Linked DNA regions of Homo sapiens: region 1 is linked to region 2. A link is an interaction called in ENCODE POLR2A ChIA-PET data of the cell type or tissue named here. Cell type or tissue: A673. All regions are shown on one strand. Links, peaks and the distances in the headings refer to the core of each region. The heading gives the core; the rest is flanking DNA.

What was found. Peaks named below come from ENCODE experiments on the same cell type or tissue, not always from the same donor. Only the 100,000 strongest peaks of a DNase experiment are listed, where the experiment ranks them.
Region 1: POLR2A ChIA-PET joins it to region 2 with 9 read pairs; 7 of 35 experiments call an interaction of 5 or more read pairs at or near these places.

The regions. Positions count from the first base shown.
Region 1 is chr11:62,774,549-62,779,861 of GRCh38, forward strand. It overlaps TAF6L (TATA-box binding protein associated factor 6 like), which reads left to right. Exons shown (of 11, transcript NM_006473.4): 2 at 1,223-1,382; 3 at 1,836-1,922; 4 at 3,430-3,580; 5 at 3,737-3,787; 6 at 4,321-4,415. The coding sequence starts at 1,236. It also overlaps a transcript of TMEM223 not described here. Among named protein-coding and RNA genes, the nearest start is that of TAF6L, 5.8 kb to the left of the region's middle. RefSeq lists an enhancer at 2,911-2,960. In A673, for the core only: no CTCF peak of the experiment used is centred there; no DNase peak of the experiment used is centred there; H3K27ac peaks cover 255 bases.
Region 2 is chr11:62,896,301-62,904,776 of GRCh38, forward strand. No RefSeq gene overlaps it. Among named protein-coding and RNA genes, the nearest start is that of CHRM1-AS1, 8.9 kb to the right of the region's middle. In A673, for the core only: no CTCF peak of the experiment used is centred there; no DNase peak of the experiment used is centred there.

The DNA.
Region 1 (5,313 bases), core at 314-5,313, 120 kb before region 2:
TCCTGTCTGAGGTGTGGATGCATCACTTTGGCGCACGGGAGCCTACCTTCTGGTGCTGTGCGTTGTTGGAGTGAGTCATCAGCTGCTGTTTTTGTCGGTTTCTTATTGTGCTATACCCTGTGAACAAAACAGGTTCCAGCATTTAGGCACTGCAGCCAAACTGGGGAAGACCAAACACATAGGCAGAAAGCCCAGCTACTATCCAGCCTGGCCAACATGGCGAAATCTTGTTTCTACTAAAAATACAAAAATTAGCTGGGCGTGGTGGCACGTGCCTGTAATCCCAGCTACTTGGGAGGCTGAGGCAGGAGAGTTGGGGGCAACAAGAACAAAACTCCGTCTCAAAAAAAAAAAAAAAAAAATTTAGCCATCCGGGCGTGGTGGCAGGTACCTGTAATCCCAGCTACTCAGGAGGCTGAGGCAGATAATTACTTGAACCCGGGAGGCGGAGGTTGCAGTGAGCTGAGATCGCGCTGCTACACTCCAGCCTGGCGCCAGAGCGAGACTCTGTCTCAAAAAAAAAAAAAAAAAAGAAAAGACTGGGTAATGTATAAAGGAAAGAGGTTTAACTGACTCAATGCTGGGGAGGCCTCAGGAAACTTACAGTCATGGTGGAAGAGGAAGCAAACATGTCTTTCTTCATGTGGCTGCAGCTAGGAGAAGTGCCGAGCAAAAGGGGGAAAAGCTCTTTATAAAACCATTAGATCTTTTGAGAACTCACTATCAGGAGAACAGCATGGGGGAAAATGTCCCCTTGATTCAGTTATCTCCACCTGGTCCCGCTCTTGACACGTGGGGATTATTAAAATTCAAGGTGAGATTTGTGCGGGGACACAGCCAAATCATATCAGTCATCTCATTTTCACAGCAACCCTGTGAGCTAGAGAGGGCAGGAATTATTGTGCCTGTTTTACAGTTTAGGACACAAGGGCTCAGACTGATGAAGGCCTTGGCCAAATTCACATAGAAGGTGACAGGGCAGGAATGGGACCTAGTTCTGTGAACCCCAACACTTTGGACTTTGTCTAGCTTCACCGTTCTTGACCCACTGGCCAGTCTGTTTCCTTCTCTGAGCCTCACTTTCCTCATCTGGGTACTCAGAGCTCCTTGTTTAGAAACTCCAGAGCACGAGCAGCAAGGCTGGTGTGGAGGGTGTTGGATCACACTCCTGGGCTCTCCGGGAGGCTGGGCAGCTTTTCCAGTCTTCATTCTCCACTCCCAGCTCCACTGGGGCCATGTCAGAGCGAGAAGAGCGGCGGTTTGTGGAGATCCCTCGGGAGTCTGTCCGGCTCATGGCGGAGAGCACGGGCCTGGAGCTGAGCGATGAGGTGGCGGCGCTGCTCGCAGAGGACGTGTGCTATCGTCTGAGAGAGGCCACGCAGGTACACTCCCCTCACCCCCTGATACCTCCAACTTTCCTTGTTTCTGCCTTTTTACTAACCTCCACCCTCGCTGATTTATTCAAGTGTACACTGGGTGCCTGCTCCATACAACAGAGACAGTCCATGCCTTTACAGAACTCTACTTGTAGCTGTCTGGGCTTCCAGCAGACAAAGCGCTTGCCAGGCATCTTCCCATGTGCTCCTCACAACAGCCCTGTTGGGCAGGCAGAGCGGGTAGATACTCACATTCTGCATGTGAGAAACTGAGGTGTTGACAGAAGATGTGACACCCGGGGGGTGTTTTTGTACAGGAGCAGAGACGGAATCTAGGCTTCTGATCCCTAAGCGTGGTCTCCTGTTTGCCTTCTCTCCAGTCTGGCCCACTTCATTTGGGGTTTCCCATGCCCCCTGCTTCACATCCTTTGACTCTGGCTTTTGTTCCCTCCCTCCCAGAATAGCTCTCAGTTCATGAAGCACACCAAACGCCGGAAGCTGACGGTTGAGGACTTCAACAGGGCCCTCAGATGGAGCAGCGTGGAGGTGAGTGGGGTGCAGGCTACAGAGGGCTCAGGTGGCATGAGGCCACTTCCATGTCCAGTTCAGGGCTGGCGATGTGGTGAGACATTAAGACCAAACGCTGCCGGGCATGGTGGCTCATGCCTGTAATCCCAGCACTTTGGGAGGCCGAGGTGGGCGGATCACTTGAGGCCAGGACTTCAAGACCAGCCTGGCCAACATGGCGAAACCCCTTCTTTACTAAAAATACAGAAATTAGCTGGGCCTGGTGGTACATGTCTGTAATCCCATCTAGTCAGGAAACTGAGGCATGAGAATCGCTTGAACCTAGCAGGCAGAGGTTGTGGTGAGCTGAGATTGCACTCCAGCCTGGGCAACAGAGCAAGACCCTGTCTCAAAAAAAGAAAAAAAAAAAAAAAAGGCCGGGCACAGGAGCTTACACCTAAAATCCCAGCACTTTGGGAGGTGGAGGCCGGCGGATCACGAAGTCAGGAGTTTGAGACCAACCTGCCCAACATGGTGAAACCTCGTTTCTACTAAAAATACAAAAATTAGCTGGCCGTGGCGGTGGGCGCCTGTAACCCCAGTTACTCAGGATGCTGAGGCAGGAGAATCGCGTGAACCTGGGAGGCAGAGGTTGCAGTGAGCTGAGATTGTGCCACTGTACTCCAGCCTGGGTGACAGAGCAGGACTCCATGTCAAAAAAAAAAACAACCAAAAAAACACAAAAATTAGCTGGGTGTGGTGGTGGGCACCTGTAATCCCAACTACCTGGGAGGCTGAGGCAGGAGAATCGCTTGAAACTGGAAGGCGTAGGTTGCAGTGAGCCGAGATCACGCCACTGCATTCCAGCCTGGGCGAAAGAGCAAAACTCTGTCTCAAAACAAAAAAAAGAAAAAAAGACTAAACGCACACATAAGGGAAGCAAGACCCTGATAGCAACAGCAGACCAGGTGCTAGGCCCAGCCCACCTGGGCTATGTGTTCAGAAAAGAGGGAGAGGAGGCCACTGGAGGCCCAGAGGTTAGAGAAAGCTTTTTGGAGGAGGTGGGACTGGAGCTGGCCCTTAAAGGGTGGTGAAGAACTTGAGCTTGGCTTAAACTAGGCCAAGAGGAAAAGAAGGCATTCAGGCTAAGGGAGGAGCCTGAGCAACAGTGTGGGTGTTAGGGCCTCATGGTGTGGTTTTTCTGGAGCGGTGAGTTGAGAGAGGAAGGCTATGTTTAGAAGACATTAGTGAGTTTTCAAAGTTGAGTGAGTGTGAATAAGGAGGACCAGTGCTTGGTGTGGGGCTCAGGACCCTTCCAGTTATGGGAGGAGCGACCATGTTCTTTCCCTTGACCCAGGGAGCCCCGGATGCTCCAGGCAAGTCCCCAGTGGTGGCTCTGAGTCCCAGGCTTCCACCACTTTTCTTGGGACTTCTGGACTTCCTTCAAACGTGGGCTCTCTGCTCTGGTCAGTGGAGCCTCATCCTGGATCCTGACGCCTGCTCCCTCCCTGGATTCAGGCTGCTCTCCAATTCCCTTTTTCCTCAGGCTGTGTGTGGTTACGGATCACAGGAGGCACTGCCCATGCGCCCCGCCAGGGAGGGTGAACTCTACTTTCCTGAGGATCGAGAGGTGAACCTGGTGGAGCTGGCCCTGGCTACCAACATCCCCAAAGGCTGTGCTGAGACAGCTGTCAGAGGTGGCTGCCGGGGTCCTGCATGGGTTGGGGATGGGAGTTGGGCCGTGAAGAGAAGTGGTGATGGGCTGGCTGGTGGAAGAGGCAGAACTTGGAGGGGTAGGCGGTACTCTAAGGGGCAAAACGCCAGGCTGACACATCTCTCTGCACTGCTTCTAGTTCATGTCTCCTACCTGGATGGCAAAGGGAACCTGGCACCTCAAGGATCGGGTAAGGGGTGATGTAGGAAACAGGCTCTTTGGATGAATTTTCTCCCTTAGGTTCTGAGGGTGGTGCCTATGTGCCCCCGAGTCTGCGTCTAACATGTGTTTACCCATGCCTGCCTTGTGCCATGGTCTGAGTGGGCGCTGGGCTCTGCATGGAGGGCTCAGAGTTGGAGATGGGGGCCCAGACCTGTAACTAGTCATAATGCAGCATGTTGGATGCTAAGACAGAAGTCTGGGCAGCATGCTGGGGCGGTGTTTCACCCCCAGGGTATGCTGAGCAGAGCTTCACAGAGCCTGAAGCTCTCAGGAGTCCGTCTGGCAGAGGGTGGGTGGAAGACAGGACAGAGCACAGAGGTGTGCAGAGCCTAGATGGTCAGGGCTGAGCAGGCTCTAAGAGCAGTCTCTTGCCCTGGTTGTCCTGTCAGAAAGGCTTCTTGTGGATGTGTGTGGGGATGGTGGTTGAGGGGGAGGAGGCTGGAGAGGCCAGGAGAGGGCCAGCTCTCCACCTGTCCCTGCTTCCTGCCTGTCCTCTGGCAGTGCCCAGTGCTGTGTCTTCACTGACAGATGACCTTCTCAAGTACTATCACCAGGTGACTCGTGCTGTGCTAGGGGATGATCCGCAACTGATGAAGGTGAGCGAGTGGGCCCAAGTTGGGGCACAAAGTTGAAATTGTAAATTCTAGACCTGTTTTTTTTTTTTTTTTTTGAGACAGAGTTTCGCTCTTGTTGCCCAGGCTGGAGTGCAATGGCATGATCTCAGCTCACCGCACCCTCTGCCTCCCAGGTTCAAGTGATTCTCCTGCCTCAGCCTCCTGAATAGCTGGGATTACAGGCGTGTGCCAGCATGCCCGGCTAATTTTGTTTTGTTTTGTTTTGTTTTTGAAACGGAGTCTTGCATTGTCACCCAGGCTGGAGTGCAGTGGCGCGATCTCGGCTCACTGCAAGCTCCGTCTCCTGGGTTCATGCCATTCTCCTGCCTTAGCCTCCCGAGTAGCTGGGACTACAGGTGCCCGCCAACATACCCGGCTAATTTTTTGTATTTTTTAGTAGAGACGGGGTTTCACCGTGTTAGCCAGGATGGTCTTGATCTCCTGACCTTGTGATCCACCTGCCTCAGCCTCCTAAAGTGCTGGGATTACAAGTGTGAGCCACCGTGCCCAGCCTTATATTTTTAATAGAGACGGGGGTTTCAGCATGTTGGTCAGACTGGTCTCGAACTCCCGACCTCAGGTGATCCACCCGCCTTGGCCTCCCAAAGTGTTGGGATGACAGGTGTGAGCCACTGTGCCCGGCCTAATTCTATGAACATTTAAATTTTTATTTATTATTTTAATTAAAAAAACATTTTTTTTAAGATGGGGTCTTGCTCTGTCACCTAGGCCGGAGTGCAGTGGTGTGATGTTGGCTCACTGCAGCCTCTACCTCTTGGGTTCAAGCAATTCTCCCACCTCAGCTTCCCAAGTAGCTGGGATTACAGGGGCATACCACCATGCCTGGCTAATTTTTGCATTTTTAGTAGAGATGAGGTTT
Region 2 (8,476 bases), core at 2,012-7,011:
GCGTGCTGCACGGAGGCATTGGCCACCCTGGGTGGGATGTGGGTGGTGCTGAAATTCAGAACATGTTCCATTTGCAATGGCCCTTGCGTGTCCCGAGTTCAAGGACAAAGGGGGATCACCTCTTATTTCTTACAAAGGGCTCTCTCCACTGTAATCCCAGCTACTCAGGAAGCTGAGGTGGGAGGACTGTCTGAGGCCAGGAGTTTGAGACCAGCCTGGGCAGCATAGCGAGACCACAACTCTACAGAAAATAAAATAAATAGCCTGGCATGGTGGCACATGCCTGTAGTCCCAGCTGCTTGGGCGGCCGAGGTGGGAGGATTGCTTGAGCTAGGGAGGTTGAGGCTGCTGTGAGCCATGATTACACTACTGCACTCCAGCCTAGGCGACAGAGTGAGACCCTAAATCTAAAAAACAAAACACAGGGCTCCATCCAGTTGCCAAATCACGCACCCATGATACTGTCACTGCTCTGCAGGGACACCCTCTTAAAATTCACACAATGATGCTGATGTGGTTAGTGTGGCCCTAGAAATAGAATAGTCAATGGTGATTTTATTTTATTTTATTATTTATTTTTGAGACGGAGTCTCGCTCTGTCACCTAGGCTGGAGTGCAGTGGTGCGATCTTGGCTCACTGCAACCTCCACCTCCCGAGTTCAAGCATTTCTGCCTCAGCCTCCTGAGTAGCTGGGATTACAGGCACCCACCACCACGCCCAGCTAATTTTTGAATTTTTAGTAGAGACGGGGTTTCACCTGTTGGTCAGGCTGGTCTCGAATTCCTGACCTCATGATCTACCCACCTTGGCCTCCCAAAGGGCTGGGATTACAGGTGTGAGCCACTGAGCCCAGCCCGATTTTATTTATTTTTATTTTTTCATTTTGTTTTTGAGACGGAGACTTGCTCTGTCACCCAGGCTGCAGTGCAGTGGCTCAGTCTTGGCTCACTGCAACCTCTGCCTCATCAACGGTGATTTTAAGATTTTTGGTTTGAGCAGCTAGAAGATTGGATTTGCCATTTAATGAGATGGGGAAGGCTGCAGAAGGAGTGGACTTAAAAGGAGAAATAGGCAGCTGAGTTTGGGCCTTTAATGCCTTTGAAATCTTAGCCATTAAAGTGCAAATGTGAAGACATCAGCTGGACATACTGCCCTGCTATTCACGGAGAGGCCTGGGCTGGAGATGTGAATTTAGGAGTCCTCTGCACAGCTGGTATTTAAAGCCATGAAACAATAGGAGGTGATCAGGGGAGTAAGTGCAGAGAGGGAAAAGTAGAGGCCCCAGGACTCAGCTCTTCAGACGTTGGAGAAATGGGGGTGGGCCAGCAATACAGACAAAGCATGAGGGGACAGTGAGATAGGCAGAGGGGTGTGGTCCTGGGGATCAAGTGAGGAGGAAGAGGTAAATGCTGTCAAATGCTGCTGAGGGGGCCATGCGAGGTGGCTCACACCTGTAATCCCAGCACTTTGGGAGGCTGAGGCGGGTGGATCACCTGGGGTCGGGAGTTTGAGACCAGCCTGACCAACATGGAGAAACCCCGTCTCTACTAAAAATACAAAATTAGCTGAGCGTGGGGGCACATGCCTGTAATCCCAGCTACTCGGGAGGCTGAGGCAGGAGAATCGCTTGAACCCGGGAGGCGGAGGTTGTGGTGAGCCGAGATTGCACCACTGCACTCCAGCCTGGGTGACAGAGTGAGACTCCGTCTCAAAAAACAAAAAATTAATTGAGAATTAATAATAATTGTATAGATTTATGGGGTGTGATAAACCTCCAAGTGTCAGAGGTTTGGGGAGAAAGGAGAAATTGTGAATAAACCCCTCAGACCTTCCTATTCACAGTGTCTGTCTGGGGACCAGTAGCAACCACAGTAACAACTTGTTGGAAATACAGATTCTCAGGTTTACTCAGACCTATTGAGTCAGGGTCTTGCTGCCAATCAGGCTAGAGTCAGTGGTGCCATCATAGCTTACTGCAGCATCAAACTCTTGGGCTCAAAGGATCCTCACATCTCAGCCTCCTGAATAGCTAGGACTACAGGCATGCATCACCACACCTGGCTTTTTTTTTTTTTTTTTTTTTAACTTTTTGTAGAGATGGGGTCTTACTACATTGCCCAGGTTGGTCTCAAACCTCTGGCTTCAGGCAATCCTCCCACCTCAGGCTCCTGAAGCACTGGGATTACAGATGTGAGCCATTGTGCTCAGCCGGAATCTGCGTGTTTTTTTTTTTTTTTGAGTCTTGCTCTGTCACCCAGGCTGGAGTACAGTGGTGCCATCTCCACTCACCGCAACCCCCCACCATCCCGGGTTCAAGCAATTCTCCTGCCTCAGCCTCCCCAGTAGCTGGGATTACAGGCACGTGCCACCACGCCCAGCTAATTTTTGTATTGTTAGTAGAGGTGGGGTTTTGCCATGTTGACCAGGCTGGTCTTGAACTCCTGACCTCAGGTGATCCACCTGCCTGAGCCTCCCAAAGTGCTGGGATTACAGGCATGAGCCACCGCGCCTGACCCGGAATCTGCATTTTAATGAGATCCCAGGTGATTCCTATGCACACTCAAATTTGACAAGCTCTGATGCAGGAGTGTGGGAGAGCCACCATTTGAGAGATTTGCAAGTTGATTGCCATGTAGTGGGTGGCGGGAACAACTGGCTTGAGATCAACCTCTCAGCCTGCCTTTGTTTCTCTTGGTGCTGCCTTGAAGACTCCAGGTCCTTCTAACTGGTGGTGACAAAAAAAAAAAAAAAAAAAAATAACCACAGTATGATAAGAAAGAGAAAATGTGCCCTCTCCTTCTGCAGCAGCAGAAATAAAAAGCAGATTCTTTTTTGCATCGTAAAACCATCTTTGCAAATGTTATTTCTAACAAGGGAGTCTCGTCAGACAGTTAACTTTATGAGACTTGCTTTGTCCTGCGAAAGTAACCTTTAACTTTTAAAAAGCTTGTGATTCTGATTGCTTGTCTTCCTTAATAGTGTGTTGCCCTGGCAATAATATTTAAATTCACATCTGTGTTTTCTAGAAGGTATAAATACCTGTGAGTTTTCTTTGTTAAGCCAGAGGGGGAGCATTGACACATTCCTCTTCTCCCACGCGCATGAAGTAGAATAAACCCAGTGACTGCAAGATTTCTTAATCAAACAAAGAATTTGAGAATATTGTCTCATTTAAATCAACATGGAGACCAGGGGTGGTGGCTCACGCCTATAATCCCAGCATTTTGGGAGGCTGAGGTAGGAGGATTGTTTGAGCCCAGGAGCTTGAGACGAGCTTGGGCAACACAGTGACACTCTTTGTCTCTACAAAATAAAAAAAATTAGCTGGGTGTGGTGGTGTGCTCCTGTAGTCCTATCTACTTGGGAGGCTGAGGTGGGAGGATCCCTTGAGCCCAGTAATGTGAGGTCGCAGTGAGCCACTCCAGCCTGGGTGACAGAGTGAGACCCCCCAGCTCTTTTCTCTCTCTCTCTTTTTTTTTTTTTTTTTTTGAGACGGAGTCTTGCTCTGTCACCCAGGCTGGAGTGCAATGGTGCCATCTCGGCTCACTGCACCCTCTGCCTCCTGGGTTCAAACAATTCTCCTGCCTCAGCCTCCCGAGTACCTGGGACTACAGCTGCCCGCCACCATGGCTGGCTAATTTTTGTATTTTTAGTAGAGACGGGTTTTCACCATGTTAGCCAGGCTGATCTTGAACTCCTGACCTCAGGTTATCCACGTGCCTTGGCCTCCCAAAGTGTTGCAGTTACAGGTGTGAGCCACCACACCCGGCCCCCCAACTCTTAAAAAAAAAATCATGCAGGCAGCAAGTCAGAGGTAGCGGCCATGAAGAGAGGTGGAAGTTGAGAACAAGCACTTTTGGGAATAAGGCAAGTGAGTTGACTAAGGACAAGCACAAAGATGTGAGGTGGAGCCATGAGGCTCCTGAGCAGAGGTCAGGAACCCTACATTTGTTCTGGTGCCAATCTGCCAGAGAGTGGGAGCTTTTTCCAGCAGTGCCTGACTGCCCATGTGTCGGGTCAGAGAAGATGGATGGTAGCATTGACCCAGGGTGGTGAATTTGTGGTAGAAGCAAGGGGTCGGGGGATCATGAGTATTGGTGGTGCTGAGGAAAGACTGCAGGGTCCAGGCTGCTCAGGGAAAGAAAGCACTTGCTGAGGATGGGCAAGGACAGGGCCTGGAGGAAGATGAGAGGCTGAGGGGGTGGGAGAGTGAGAGTGGAAGACATTGGGGTTTTAGCTCTTGAAGCGGGAGCAGTTGAGGGCTCTGGATTTGGCTGACACAGGGTAGAGGGTAAGGTCCTTGGGGCTGAAGACATCATGACACTGGCACTATTGAGTTGAATGGGTCACCCAGCCAGGATGGTGGCCAGATTTAAGAGGAGGAGGCTGGGCGCAGTGACTTATGCCTGTAATCCCAGGAGTGAGATTTTGGGAGGCCGAGGTGGGAGGATCACAAGGTCAGGAGTTTGAGACCAGCCTGGCCAATATGGTGAAACCCCGTCTCTACTAAAAATACAAAAATTAGCCAGGTGTGGTGGCGCGTGCCTGTAGTGCCAGCTACTTGGGAAGCTGAAGCAGGAGAATTGCTTGAACTTGGGAGCCGAGACTGCACCACTGCACTCCAGCATGGGCGACAAGAGCAAAACTCCGTCTAAAAAAAAAAAAAAGAGGAGGAAAGCATGGGCTTTGAGATCATTTGGGGGTGGAATCCTTGCTCTATCCCTGCTTGAACCTCTTAACCTCAGTTTCCTTCTCCGTGAGATAGGGCCAATAACATCCATCTTGAGGGAGTCTCAAGACTCAGAGTTTGTCTGTATGTTAGAGGGATAAGAATGCTAGGCCAGGTGCAGTGGCTTATGCCTGTAATCCCAGCACTTTGGGAGGCCAAGGCAGGTGGATCACAAGGTCACGAGATCGAGACCATCCTGGCTAACACGGTGAAACCCCGTCTCTACTAAAAATACCAAAAAATTAGCTGGGCGTGGTGGCGGGCACCTGTAGTCCCAGCTACTCGGGAGGCTGAGGCAGGAGAATGGCATGAACCCGGGAGGCGGAGCTTGCAGTGAGCCGAAATCATGCCACTGCACTGCACTCCAGCCTGGGTGACAGAGTGAGACTCTTTCTCAAAAAAAAAAAAAAAAAAAGAAGAATGCTAATAGAGTCAGAGAAGCAGATAGACTTCCTGTCTGGTTCTCAGGTGTCCAAGGCAGCAAAAATGTCATTTAGTAATCATTTATTGACCGGGCGCTGTGGCTCATGGCTATAATCCCGGCACTTCAGGAGGCCAAGGTGGGTGGATCACTTGAGATCAGGAGTTCGAGACCAGCCTTGCCAACATGGCAAAACCCTGTCTCTACTAAAAATACAAAAATTAGCTGGGCGTGGTGGTGCGCGCCTGTAATCCCAGCTACTCAGAAGGCTGAGGCTGGAGAATTGATTGCACCCAGGAGGTGTAGGTTGCAGTGAGCTGAAATGGCACTACTGCACTCCAACCTGGACGACAGAGTGAGACTTTGCCTCAAAAAAAAAAAAAAATTATTGCCTACTGTGTCACAGACAATATGCCAAGTGCTTACAGATGCTGAGAGGTCAGGGTCTGAAGTGTGCTGGCCAAGACTTGGTTGGGCAGAGGCAGAGAGGAATAAAGGGAAAGTGAAGACTGCAGGGATGGGGAAGGAAACCAGTGTTTTCTGAGTGTTTAACATATGACAGGCTTAGCATGATTTGTCCCCCTTTTATTGATGAGGAAACTGAAGCTTGGAATAATGAAGTGACTCATCCATGTTCACAAAAAAACTCTGGCTCCCAAACTCTTGCTGTACTCCATATCATCTCCTCTGGGGGGACTGGGAGAAGAGAGGAGGAAAGAAGAGGGTGGGATTCCAGGCAATAGGGAAGTTTGAATTAGGAAGGAGAGGCTCAAGATCTGGTATGCTCTGAGGAGTATGTTGAGGCATAGTATTTTTTGGCTTTGCAAGATTTCTGCATTGGGTTTCAAGAACAGGAAACTAGAGGTTCTGATGGTTTAGTACTTCCCAACTCAAGCACCCAGACTTGAAGCCCTAGAGTTACAGGTGCTTGAAGGCTCCTGGGCTGGCTCTCTGCGGGGGACAAGCTCAAAGAACTCTCCCTGAGAGCCTGACGTGGTGCTGGGCACTGTCCTATAATGTTATGGGTTGAATTGTGTACCCTAAAAAGATATATTGAAGCCCTAACCCTCAGTACCACAGAATGCAGATATAGTTAATTAGGATGAGGTCGCAATGGAGTAGGGTTGACCCTTAATCCAACATGACTGGTACCCTTATAAGAAGAGAAGAGACAGAGAGACACAGACAGATGAGAGAGCACCATGTGATGACTGAGGCAGAGATTGAAGTGTGGCAGCTGTAAGACAAGGAATGCCTGTGGCCACCAGAAGTGGAAGAGGCAAGGAAAGAGTCTTCCCTACGGGTTTCAGAAGGAGCACGGCTGCTCCAAAACCTTGATTTTAGACTTCTAGGCTCCAGAATTGTGAGACAATGGGTTTCTGTTGTAAGCTACCCAGTTTGTGGTACTTTGTTACGGCAGCCCTAGGAAACTAATCCACATACTTTATCTCCTTTAGTCCTTTCAGTGACTCCCAGTCCAGGGGATTTCAAACTCCTAGTACCATGTTCCACCATTAGAAATAGTTTACCTAGTGATCTGGTGCATGCAAACATGTATCTGTTTTCCCTTTCTAAAGTGAAACAAAAGTTTCAAAAAGTACTACTTACCCTCATTATGTGTCACACCCCCGTATTTTCAAATCTACTTTAAACAAGTTCATTAAAAAAAAAAGCTGATCATGACTCTGATTTCATGACTCACTAATGGGGTCACAACCCACATTTTGAAAAACTCTTAGAATGTGAGCTTCTCCAGGGCAGAGACTATGTTCTATTTACTTCTCTGCTCCCTGCTCCTACAGTCTCTGAAACAGAGTGGGGGCCTGGCAACTATTTATCTGAACTGAACTCCCCATCAGGAAAGTATAGCAGCTCTTTTTTCCCAGTAAGGAAATGAAAGTTCATGGAGGTTAAAAAAGTTGCCCAAAGTCATCCAGCTTGTGAGCAGAGGAGTTAGTGTTGAGACAAAACCTTGGTTTAGCTCTGGATTTGGACAGCCCTGGTTGTCCTGGTCCTGCCATTAGCAAAGTGGTTCTAAGTAAGCACCTCCACTGCCCACAGATGGACCCCTTTCTAAGCATTGCCTCAGCGGAGGTATCTCTCCAGATAACCAGAAGAGAGGACCACAGTAGGTGTGGGGGAATGGCACTGGGAGTGAGGTGATGGCAGAGATTGCCATAAAAAGACACTATCCATCCTCTCCAGGACCTTGGAGCTGGCCCAGTGCACAAAAAGCCCTTTAGGATGGGTCTTCGGGGAGGACTACTGGAGGCTCATGTGGGTCTGTCTCTGCTTTTTTTTTTTTAGGCAGAGTTTCGCTCTTGTTGCCCAGGCTGGAGTGCAATGGTGCAATCTCGGCTCTCCGAAACCTCTGCCTCCCAGGTTCAAGTGATTCTCCTGCCTCAGCCTCCTGAGTAGCTGGGATTACAGGCATGCGCCAACATGCCTGGCTAATTTTGTATTTTTAGTAGAGACAGGGTTTCTCCATGTTGGTCAGGCTTATCTCAAACTCCTGACCTCAGGTGATCTGCCCACCTCGGCCTCCCAAAGTGCTGGGATTACAGGCGTGAGCCACCGCGCCCGGCCTCTCTCTGCTTTAACTGCCATTTCCCTACCCTTCCCCACGTGTCCCACATATCCCCTCCCTCTACTGCCTGGGCCCTTCCTCCCAGACCTCTCTGCTGTGCCCTCTCCGTTTAGTGGTCTTCCAGTGCCTCTGCATCTGAGCCTCTTTTCTGACCATCTCCTCCACCGTCTAGCTTCAACCGAAACCTGCTGTCCCTCCGAGGACACCCTGCAACCCTCTCAGGTGGGGGCTGTTTTTTTCTCTGGCTCTTGAAGAAGGCATATACATTTCCCAGGTGAAGTAGGAAAAGACTGATCCAAGCAAAGGAACTGAAAGGAGTAAAACCATGAAGAAGTAAGCTGAGGGCCTGTGTGAGGACCAGGAGAATTCCAGAGGCTGGGACTAAGGTCTGTAAGGGAGGTGTCACGGAAGAGGCTGAAGAATTAAGTAGGGCTGAATGGGAAGGCTTTTGAAGGCTAAGGAGCTTGCATTTTTATTTTAAGCGATTGGCTAGCTGTAAGCAAGGAATTGAAAGCATCAGATCTGTGTTTTGGCAAAATCACTTTGGCTAGAGCATGGAGAATGGATGGGAGTGGGACCAATTAAGGCAGGGTTGGCCGACTATGTCTGGTGGGCCTGTTTTTGTACCAGTCATTAGCTAAGAATGGATTTTGCATTTTTTATTTTAACGGAGTTTCCCTCTGTTGCTCAGGGTGGAGTGCAGTGGCGCGATCTCGGCTCACTGCCACCTCCACCTCC